Linked DNA regions of Homo sapiens: region 2 is linked to region 1. A link is a contact called in ENCODE Hi-C or POLR2A ChIA-PET data. All regions are on one chromosome and are shown on one strand. The core of a region is the stretch at or near the end of the contact, and the rest is flanking DNA. Distances in the headings are between cores, read along the strand shown. Region 1 holds the start of NUBP1 (NUBP iron-sulfur cluster assembly factor 1, cytosolic). Region 2 holds the start of ABAT (4-aminobutyrate aminotransferase).

Region 1 (5,222 bases), core at 2,182-4,681:
ACCTCCCATGGGCGAGCCCAGACCTTCTCCTAGCCTGTGTACCTTTAAGTGGCAGGGGAGCTGGAGAGGGATTAAAACAGGCAAAAGCCCCATTACAAGCTTTTTCTTGAATCACATTTGCTAAAGTAAGTCACATGCCTGAGCACAGAGTCAAGGGGTAGGATGGAACCCCCTCCCCGCACGTGGGAGGGCACTGCAAAGTTCAGCAGCCAAGGGCACAGATCCAGACAGGGAGAGAAGTGGGGTCATGTGTGCTACCAGCCTACCACCTAGGGGTGCAGCTGCTGACCTGATGTCTGATTGGATGCAGGGGGTGCTGTGGGCGTCTCTATGGACAACACTGACCCCCATCCCTGTATAGGTACGCCACCCCACTAATCAACAAGAGGAGTCTGTGTCTGTGACACTTTGACCGAGAGAACATGGTGAAAGTGACTGCCACTTCCCAGCTTTGTCATTCCCAGCTGCCATTTAAAGGGACACAGGCTAGACCACTGAAAAATGAGAGAGGGAGGCCACGAGGGGGGAATCAAGGCCAGTGTGAGAGTGAAGCCATTTGAGACCTTCCAGCCAACTCCCAGCTGAATGAAGCCACATTAAGGGAGCCCAGGTGAAACCAGAAGAGTCACAGGAAGCAATAAACCATGGTGGGTTTAAACCACTACATATTGGGGTGACTTGTCACACAGCACTTGATCACTGATGGAGATGGAGAAAACTAAACAAGGCTGATACTCAGATTTACGGCTTGAGTTCTTAGCCCAGGGGTCATGCCCTGTCCAGGTATAACAAATCCAGAGGCAGGAACCGCCTTGAGAAGAAGTTGTAGACGTTTATTTGTTACGCTTGTGGGATGTCCATGCAATAAAATCCAATAGGCACAAGGTAGGATCCACAGATCCGAACTCACGGAGCAAGAGGTGTGGGAGCTGGAGACAGAAGATGGATAGCATCAGGGCTGTCAGTTGCTTGCCCAGGAGGAAGTGGGAAGTGGGACTGGAAGTGGCCCAAGAACAGAGTCTTGGGGAGCACTCACCTTAAGAAGCGGCCCTGGCCAGGCGCGGTGGCTCACACCTGTAATCCTAGCACTTTGGTAGGCTGAGGCGGGTGGATCACCTGAGGTCAGGAGTTCGAGACCAGCCAGGCCTACATGGTAAAACCCCGTCTCTACCAAAAATACAAAAAATTAGCCAGGCGTGGTGGTGGGCACCTGTAGTCCCAGCTACTCAGGAGGCTGACACAGGAGAATTGCTTGAACCCGGGAGGTGGAGGTTGCAGTAAGCCAAGATCACACCACTGCACTCCAGCATGAGCAACAGAGTGAGATTCCATCCCACAAAAATAAAAATAAAAAGGAGAATAACTTGCATCCTGCCCTCTAATATACAGTATAGTGATTAATAGCAAAGGCCCTGTATCAGACTTGGTTAAAAACCCAGTTCTGCTCTTTCTGCCTCTCAGACTGTGGACAAGTAAATCTTTGCAGCCATCTTATCACCTGTAAAACGGAAATGACAACAGTCCCTACCTGATAGGTGACTTCCTCTCTGCTCTCCAGGCCTTTGCTGATGCCCCATCACTCTGGTCCTCTTCTCCCGACCAGACTGTGCTCCAGATGGCAGGGTCCAGGTTAGTCTGGAATCATTGGCATCTAGCCCAGTGCTGGCTGGGACCATGTGTTACTAAGTGCAGGCTCTGCAGCCAGACAGACCAAGTTTATCACCCTGGTTCCCCTGCTACCAGTCATGCGACCTCGGGAAAGTAGTTTACTTTAAGCCTCAGTTTCCTTATCCAAAAATGGAGACAGTAGGACTATGAAAGGACATAAATTAGGTAATTCACATGAAAGCACAAAGATGACAGCTGCCAAACGGTAAGTATTCTACAAAATGCTGGCTATAATTAGTGGTAGTGACAGGCAGCTGATACACTGCTGTTTAATAAATGTTTCCGAGGCCGGGTGCGGTGGCTCATGCCTGTAATCCCAACACTTTGGGAGGCCAAGGCGGGCAGATCACGAGGTCAGGAGATCGAGACCATTCTGGCTAACATGGTGAAACCCTGTCTCTACTAAAAATACAAAAAATTAGCCGGGCGTGGTGGCCTGTAGTCTCAGCTACTCGGGTGGCTGAGGCAGGAGAATGACGTGAACCCAGAAGGCGGAGCTTGCAGTGAGCCGAGATCCCACCACTGCACTCCAGCCTGGGTGACAGAGCGAGAATCCGCCTCAAAAATAAATAAATAAATAAACGTTTCCATATTCTTAGTGTCTGGGGCTAGGTAAAGTTTGTTCACTCATTAATATTCCAGGTGCCAAACCTGTGAGCAATGACACTCCAGTAGCAATGAGCATTTGTGGCATCCACATCTTGGTTTCTGAACTGTTGTCTGCTAAAAAGTAACCAAGGCTCCCTGAAGAAATGACTGCAGCAGGGAGAAGGGATGACTGAAACATCTTGTATCAGAAAGCAAGAAAATGCTCAAAGAAGCTGGATTAGTGCCCAAAGAACATAAGAACTGTCTTGAAGGGGCTTCACTGGCCACATCTGGGGGAAAAAAAATCGACCAGAAAGAATAATAATTGATTATAAAAGACAATTTTAAAAAATCCAGGAATCCATAGTGAGTCTTCGAAAAAAAAGAAAAAAAGAGAGGGTATAAAACTGATATATATTTATCATATATATAATCTATAGTTTTATATATATATATATAAATGCTGCTAAAATCACTGAGTGAAAGGCTGATAGAGAAGAAGATGGTCCCAGAGAGTACCTGTTAATTACAAATGGAAGAAGGAAACATTAAATGGAGAAATGGGGCAGACACCACCTTTAGCAAGCGATCAAGCTTCACATTACCAAAAACGGGACAAACTGACATTATCCAAGTGTGTTCTGCAGGAAAAAAGAAAAATTAACCTTTATCTAATTACAAGGCAAGAGGGAGGGGAGGATTAGACAAATCAAGAATATGGGATATTCTATTACACAACTGGTCTGGACCCGTCAAAATTATCAAGGTGATGAGACCCCCCCTAAAAAAAGAAGGACTGATCTGAATTAAAGGAGACCGAAGAGAAATAACTCCAGGCAGTGAGTGAATCCAGCAGGGGAGGGGGTCTAACAACTGAAATTGAAATATAAACTGTCTATTGGCTAATACTGCATTGGCTAGTACTGCATCGATATTAAATCTCTTGGGTATGAAAATGGCACTGATGTCATGAAGAATGGCTTTGTTCTTAGGAGATGCACTGCAGAAGTATTTATGATAGGAAATCTCTGAAAAGGAACAGACGTTGAGTCCCAGTCTTTCGGCCCAAGGTTCGCGCGTGCGCACAGCCCCCTTTCCGAGACTTATTTCGCGCGGTCGGAGAATCAGATTGTGCCCACAAGGCGGAAATGTACGACAGCGGGTTCCGGTGACCACGAAGGCGGCAAAGGCGACGGAATGGAGGAGGTGCCTCACGGTAAGCTCGCGGAGGGGGCGTGGGTCGCGGGGCGAAAGTGTCGGGAGCTGCTCTAACTGTGGTCTTGTCTCTGCGCAGACTGTCCAGGGGCCGACAGCGCCCAGGCGGGCAGAGGGGCTTCATGTCAGGGATGCCCCAACCAGCGGCTGTGCGCTTCTGGAGCGGGGGCCACTCCGGACACGGGTGAGAAAAGGGCAAGGCCTCAACAGGAACTTAGAGGCGCAGGCCCGGAAAAGGCGGGGCGTGGGAGGGAGGGGGCGGGATCTGCAGAATGACTGACAGCGGCAGGCTAGAAGGTATTGTATTCGGAGAGGGGTGGGGCCCAGAAGGGGCGGGGCGTGGAAAGTGGGCAGGGTGAGGGCGGAGCTTGGAATGACTGACAGGAACGAGGCCTTTAGAAGGCGAGCGCGAAGGACCTGGCGCGGATGGAGGGTGGAGACTGACCGGCGCGGAGTCGAAAGGGACATTAATTAAGAGGGTCGGGGCCAGAGGTTTGAGTGACAATAACAGACCGCAGAGAAAAACGGGATAAGCTTCGAAGTCGGGGAGTCTTCGGACTTACATCCTGGCTCTGCCAGCTACTTTCTTGACACAATTTTCTTCCTTTTGAGGAGTGATTCTCCCACTCATTCAGCAGAAATGTGTTGATCGCCTCGTAGGTTTGGTGCTGTCCTGGGGACACAGCTGGGGATCAGGCGTGGTCACTGCTCTAGTGGAGTTTAGCTTTACTGGGGAAACAAACACGTGAGCTAGCAACTAAACCACCGCAGCTTTAAGTGCTGTGAAGCACAGATTCCAGGATGAGAGGACCCAGGGAGCCTGCTCAGAAGGACCTTAAAAAGCAGGAGGCAGGAGGACAATATTTTTTTTTCTTTTTTTTCCCCCTTTTTTTTTAGACAGAGTCTTGCTGTGTAGCCCAGACCAGAGTGCAGTGGTGTGATCTCGGCTCACTGCAACTTTCACCTCTCAGGTTCAAGCGATTCTCGTGCCTCAGTCTCCCGAGTACCTGGGACTACAGGCGCCTGCCACCACGGCTGGCTAATTTTTATATTTTTAGTAGAACCAGAGTTTCACCATGTTGACCAGGTTGGTCTCGAACTCCTGACCTCAAGTGATGCATCTGCCTGGGCCTCCCAAAGTGCTGGGATTACAGGCATGAGCCACTGCACCTGGCCAAGGGGGAGAATCTTGAAGGAGTTCAGAGAGAGACTTGGATTTGATTCTTGGATCCATGCGGTGTGACCTTCAGCAATAGTCCTAACCTCTCTGAGCTTCTGGTTCCTCATCAAAAATGGAGACAGGCCGGGTGCAGTGGCTCACGCCTGTAATCCCAGCACTTTGGGAGGCCGAGGCGGGTGGATGGATCACTTGAGGTCAGGAGTTCGAGACCAGCCTGGCCAACATGGTGAAACCTGTCTCTACTAAAAATACAAAAATTAGCCAGCATGGTGGTGCATGCCCGCCCTCGAGGCTGAGGTGGGAGGATCACTTGAACCCGGGAGGTGGAGGTTGCAGTGAGCTGAGATCGTGCCACTGCACTCCAGCCTGGGTGACAGAGTGAGACCCTGTCTCAAAGAAAAAAAAAAATGAAGAGAAAAATAGTTATCTCTGTCAATGCAATGGAGAGACTGAACTGAGCCTCAGTGGAGGTTTATTGGGCCAGAGCTTGAGGGCGTGCCCTGGAAAATACAAGTGACAGAAACATCTGTGGCCTGTGCTCGATGGAGTGGTTCCAGAAGGCTGGTGTTTA
Region 2 (5,525 bases), core at 114-2,613, 2.1 Mb before region 1:
AATAGAAAGGGGGTTTCCCCATGATGGCCAGGCTGGTCTCGAGCTCTGGGCATCAAGTGATCTGCCTGCCTCGGCCTCCCAAAGTGCTGGAATTACAGGCGTAAGCCACTGTGCCAGGCCTCAATTATTCTTATTTACTGCTCTGTGTGTGTGTGTGTGTGTGTGTGTGTGTGTGTGTGTGTGTGTTGGGGGGGAGGGTCCCCAGAGGTGACACTAGGAGGTGAATGATTTGTTTGGCAGCTTTCTATTTATCTATGTGTTTACTTTATCTTAATTCTTTAATTGCAAGGACTATAGCGCTTGTGTAATCAGAGATAGGGCAGCCTGGATTCCTGGACAGCAGGAGGAGAGACCTCAGGGTTCTACAAGACTCCACAGACCAAGTTATCAGTGATCAGGGTGAGTGGGGAGAACCAAGCTGAACTCTTTCTCTGCCTTTAAGGTCTGTACTCTCCATCCATCCATTCATTCATTATGAGGACTTGGTGATCGCCTGTTGTCTTGATGAGCAGTTCTTTGTGTCTTTGATTTTGTCACTGAAAGATTGCATCCTCTTTCCAAATACCTCTAGAAAGCTGTGGGGGGGCTATCCATCCGTCACACCTGAGTATTAATTATCTTCCACACAGCATTTTATACAACGGTAGAAAGGCACCTTCATCATATCTAGGGTCTCGTTTATACCCACGAAGGAGGTACAATCTCTGTTGTCCCAATTTCAGGAAATTGAGGATCAGGAGGCGCAGTGACCTGCTCCAGGTCATGCAGAAGGAACCACCTCTGACTCCCAGCGCCCTGTTTGTCTTCCGGAGCGCTGGGGCCAGGCGGAGGAAAGTAGCTGGGAGCAAGAAGGGCTGGCAGGGCCCTGAGCGCCGAGATGGGGAGTGAGGTGGGGAGGGCGGGATGCTCCTTCCCTTCTCCGCAAAGGAACCCCTTCTGATTCCGACTCTGGAGCTCCAGAGACCGGATCCGAGACGCGGGTGGAGGTGGAGTTACACTCGCCTGCAGCCCTGAGGGTGTAAATGGCCCATTAAGATCCAGGTTAAATCAACCTATGGAGCTGCCCCCCAGAGGGTCAGGGTCCCCACAACTTGACGGGGGTCCTCAGCCGTCTCCTCCCCAGTCCCAGGACTCCCTCCCAGCCCTCGCGGTCCCTCTGGTGGGTCCCGCCCCAGCCCCCGTCTCCCCCGCCCCCGGAGGCTGGACTCTGCCCCCGCCCCGCCTGCCACCTCCCTCCTGGGGGCGGTGGCCCGTGGCGGGCGCACCCATTGGCTGTGGCGAAAGCGAGGGCCGGGGCTGGCGGCGCTGATTGGCCGGGACGCTCGGCGGAGCCAGGGAGTCCGGCGAGTCGCTGGGGGAAGTCGAGCAGACACCCAGCGCTGCCGGAACTCGGGGCGCGCATCCCGCAAGTCGGAACCCGGCGGATCGGATCCCGCAGATCGGAGACGGGGCCTGGAGGTGAGCGCGAGGCGCCGGGTGGCTTGGGACGGGCCCTTCCGAGGGGAGCCGAGAGGAGGTCCTTCTGCCCTGCCCCCAGGAGCAAAACCTGGGCATCTTCTCCTGGAAACGGAGCCCTCATCTTCCCAAGACGCGGGGCCCTCCCCCGAAAAGACAGGGGCTCCCACCCCCCAGAGAGCAAAATACCTTCCTTTCTCCTTCAGAAATGGGCCCTTCCTCCTGGCTCCAGCTCTAGACAGAAGTCCTCTCCCTTTTACCGCTTGAAATAGAATGCGGCCCCAAAAAGTGGTCTCCAGGTCTCTAGAGCCCCCTCACCTCTTGGGAGACTGATGCCCCTTCCCCATCCTTAGAAAACTAAGTTTGGGTGTCTTCCTTCTCCCCTCTCTTTCGGAATAATGGGGGTCTTCTCAGCTTATAAATTACAGTGACCTCCCCCTCCATGACAAATGGAAGCTCTCCCCCCATCATAAGACAAGGAAATCCCGGAGCAGAGACTCTGCAAGTCACCCTCCCACCCCAGATACTGGGCTCTGGAGAGATAGATGATTCACCCTTAGCCCTGCCGGAGACCCCTCCCTACCCGTCAGAGAGGCAGGGTGGCCTCTGACACCACCACATTAAAGGCTTTTGGGGATTTCCCCTCTCCTCCCCAGTAAAGATGTAAAATGAGGGACCTTCATACTCAGGAGCAGGGCAAAGGTCTGGCCACCCCTCCAAGTCATCCACCTCCCTCCACTCCACCCAAGCCCTTTCACACAAACCCCATCCTAGTAACCCCCTGCACCATCCTCCCACCGCTCCCAATCCCATCCTTCTCCACCTCACCCCAACTCCACTCCCACACCTGGCTGCCCCACCTATTTCACATCCTCTCACCTTTCCTCACCCACCCTGGCCAAGGTAAGACTAGAGGGGGTTCAGCGAGATTTAGTAAGACTGGAGCTCTTAAAACTGGGATCTGGGGCCTAGAGGCCCTTCCAGGAGTCTTCAAACTCTGACAACAGAGATGGCCTCTGAGGCAGCAGGACCAGCAGAGACCACCCGCCACCTCTCCCCCGCTCCCTGCCCCAACACACGCACAAAGGCTGTGTTCAATGCATTCTCTCTTGCAGTCTGGGAGGACAGCTGGCCCTCTTCCAAGAGGGCCCGCATTTCCCCCCTAAAGTGTGCACCCCCGCAAGCGCCTGTGGACATTGCCTGGTGGAATTCCCTGGGCACTCAGCCAAGAGAAATGGGTGCTGCTGGGCCCATCCACTGGGGAGGAGACAGTGTTGGCTTTGCTGCTTTGATGAAGCTAGACTAAGGGACAGGATGTTGGTGACCTGGGGGTGGGGAGGGGGTGGGAAGAGCTCTTCTCTGGTGGGTCAGGTTGGGAGGCAGGAGAGAGGGAGGCAGTGAGTTGTGTCTTGCTCTTTGGAGCCTGTGTTGCGGCGTGGAGTCATAGAGAAATGTGTTTTCTCGAGGCCCAAAGAGGTTAGCCACGGGGAGAGGTAAATGGTCCAGTCTGGAGTCCTAAGACCTAAAAGGGCTTCTGCATTAAAGACGTGGCCCCTTCATTTGACAGTTAAACACACAGAGGCACAAAAGGGGAAGAGACTTGCTCAAGGTCACCCAGCCTGTGGGAGACAGCTGGCCCCAACCCCTCCAGGACCCTTAAGGTGCTAGGATCCCTGACACAAGCCCCAGTCCTCACATTTACAATGGGGACTTGGGGACTGCTGGGTCCCAAGTCCCCACTTGTCAGAGGAAGCGCCAAGGCTCTGCAAAGGTCATGAAGCCAGGAAGGGGCAGAGCTGGAACTCAATGCCATCCCCCAGCAGGCTGCCTCGTGGAATCCATTCCTGGGTGTCAGCGCATCCCTGCTTACCCCGTGCGATCTTTGTGTTGAGGCCATTGCCAAATCTAGGCTTGCCAAAATCCAAACTGACCCAGGATAGCTAATAAGATCAGTTGCAGCTAATGAGAATGAGATGCTGGAGTGGAGGCTACTGCAGGAACCTCACTTGCATAGCTGGGTTTGCTCCAAGAACTTTGGACAGGTCCTGAGGATGTCATATTCCTTCCCTCCAAGGTCCCCTCCCTCTTAGCCCCTGCCCACGCCCTCTGGCTTTGAGTTCCCTGCACATTGTCTCATCTCTGTTCAGAGGCCTGCGTCTTTTCTCCTGGGGCATTGCATGGGAAAAGAGCTGAAATTCTGGCAGATTCTCTAGGACCACCCAGCTGGGCAGCATGGTCTGAAGTAGAGGCTCTCTCTGTTTCTGCCCCCACCCAGTTCCCAGCTAAAGGATTGGTTGTTGTGCCCCAACTTTGCCAAGGCGAAGTTCAAAGCATGAGGAGGACCACGGTAGAGAGGCCGAGAGGTTGGTCCCTGGAGACCTCTTATCTGGGTCGAGAGCACAAATCTGCCACTTAGTGTCTGATCTTAACCTCTCTGTGACATATCCTTGGGGTAAAATGAGTTAATCCTCATAAAATGTTTAGCACACAGCAAAATGAGCAGAAACAATGATTACAAGTGCAAAGTCATAAAACCTCTAATCATGAAGTGGGGAGGTGCTTATGCCTTAAGGCAAAACTTGTAACCCTTGCCGTAGATAATCTGCCAGGGCCAAGGTGCCTGGGGACAAGGGGATGTCTTCCTAGAGAGACAGTGTAGTATGTGGAATGGACCACAGACCCTGAAGCCAGATGGAGTAGAGAGTTGGCCACTGGTAGTGGCTGTCTATGGAAACTTAGGCAAGTCATTCATGTCTCTGAACCTCAGTTCCTCGTCTTTGAATGAGGTTTGTTGGGGTTGGACATCAGAAAAGAGACAGGTCTAGATGAGGGGTTCTCATTTTGGGCACTGTTGACAGTTGGGTCAGAGGATTCTTTGTTGTGGGACTCCCCTGTGTATTGTAGGATATTCAGCAGCGCCTCTGGTCTCTACCCACTAGATGCCAGTGACACTCCCTACCCCATGAGTCATGTCCATCAGAAATGTCTGCAGACATTGCCAGATGTGCCCTGGGGAGCAAAATCATCCTTTTCCTTCGCTATTGAGAACTGCTGGTCTAATACATGGCCTTAAACATAGTTGATACTTAATATAAAACAGCTTCCTAGCTGAGGCGGGTGGATGGCTTGAGCCCAGGAGTTTGAGACCAGCGTGGGCAACATGGCAAAACCCCATCTCTGTAAAATACAGGAAAAAAAAAATCAGCTGGTCATGGTGGCATGCGCCTGTAGTCCTAGCAACCTGGGAGGCTGAGGTGGGGGGATTGCTTGAGCCCGGGGAGGTCGAAGCTGCAGTGAGCCATGATCACACCACTGCATTCCAGCCTGGGTGACAGAGTGAGACACTGTCTCCAAAAAAAAACAAAATAAAAACCAAAAACAGCTTCTTTCTTGCACAAGCTCCTCGTTTTGGTTTCTGTGTAATGAGGAGAAGGAGATGTGTCTAGCTGTGGAGCCTTCCAATATTAATAACAATTTTTAATTTCTCACATTTACACAAGACTTTCTTGTCTGGTTTTTGTTTTTCTCTTTAGTAGAGACAGAGTCGGGTGGTCTCTAACTCCTAGGCTTAAGCGATCCTCCCGCCTTGGCTTCCCAAAGCACTGGGGTTACAAGTGTGAGTTACAACCAAAGCGCTGGGGTTACAAGTGTGAGTTACAGGAATAAGCCACAGCACCCAACCTACACAGGACCTTATCATCTCCAAAGCACTGTTGTGTCTATGACACTGTTTCTCACTCTACAGATAAGCAAACTAAGCCTCACAAAGGTTAAAAGACTTGTCTAAGACCATCACCCGCTTCTCCACCAGGCATCAGAGAAACATCCATGCCAGAAATTGTTTGAGAAACAACTGAGTTCTGGGCCTTCTTCAGATTAGTTATCAGGGTCTTTCGAAACTTCAATGGCATGCTCTTTGGTCCAGCAATCCCACTTTGAAAAATCTCACACAGAAATGCTCACACTTGCACTGACATAACATAAAAATGTCCATGGCAGAGCTTGCAACACTGGTATGGGAAGGGATTACAGTATATGCATTCATGTGGGAGAATGAGTAGATTTTAGAT

What was found. Hi-C counts contacts between places; a loop is a spot of excess contacts on that map. ChIA-PET counts read pairs that join two places held with the same protein, here RNA polymerase II (POLR2A). Pooled maps may share reads with other maps.
Region 2: a loop to region 1 is called in a map of CD8-positive, alpha-beta T cell, with 20 times the contacts of the local background. The contact joins the promoter of ABAT here to the promoter of NUBP1 in region 1. A Hi-C loop is called at or near these places in 3 of 168 maps with a recorded cell type or tissue (CD4-positive, alpha-beta T cell, CD8-positive, alpha-beta T cell and naive thymus-derived CD4-positive, alpha-beta T cell) and 9 of 50 pooled maps. POLR2A ChIA-PET finds 5 or more read pairs at or near these places in 1 of 52 experiments (activated T-cell).

What each region holds. Positions count from the first base shown.
Region 1 is chr16:10,740,411-10,745,632 of GRCh38, forward strand. It overlaps NUBP1 (NUBP iron-sulfur cluster assembly factor 1, cytosolic), which reads left to right and starts at 3,432. Exons shown (of 11, transcript NM_002484.4): 1 at 3,432-3,472; 2 at 3,551-3,655. The coding sequence starts at 3,454. RefSeq lists an enhancer at 3,241-3,290.
Region 2 is chr16:8,673,254-8,678,778 of GRCh38, forward strand. It overlaps ABAT (4-aminobutyrate aminotransferase), which reads left to right and starts at 1,364. Exons shown (of 16, transcript NM_020686.6): 1 at 1,364-1,458. RefSeq lists enhancers at 361-862, 863-1,362 and a silencer at 957-1,416.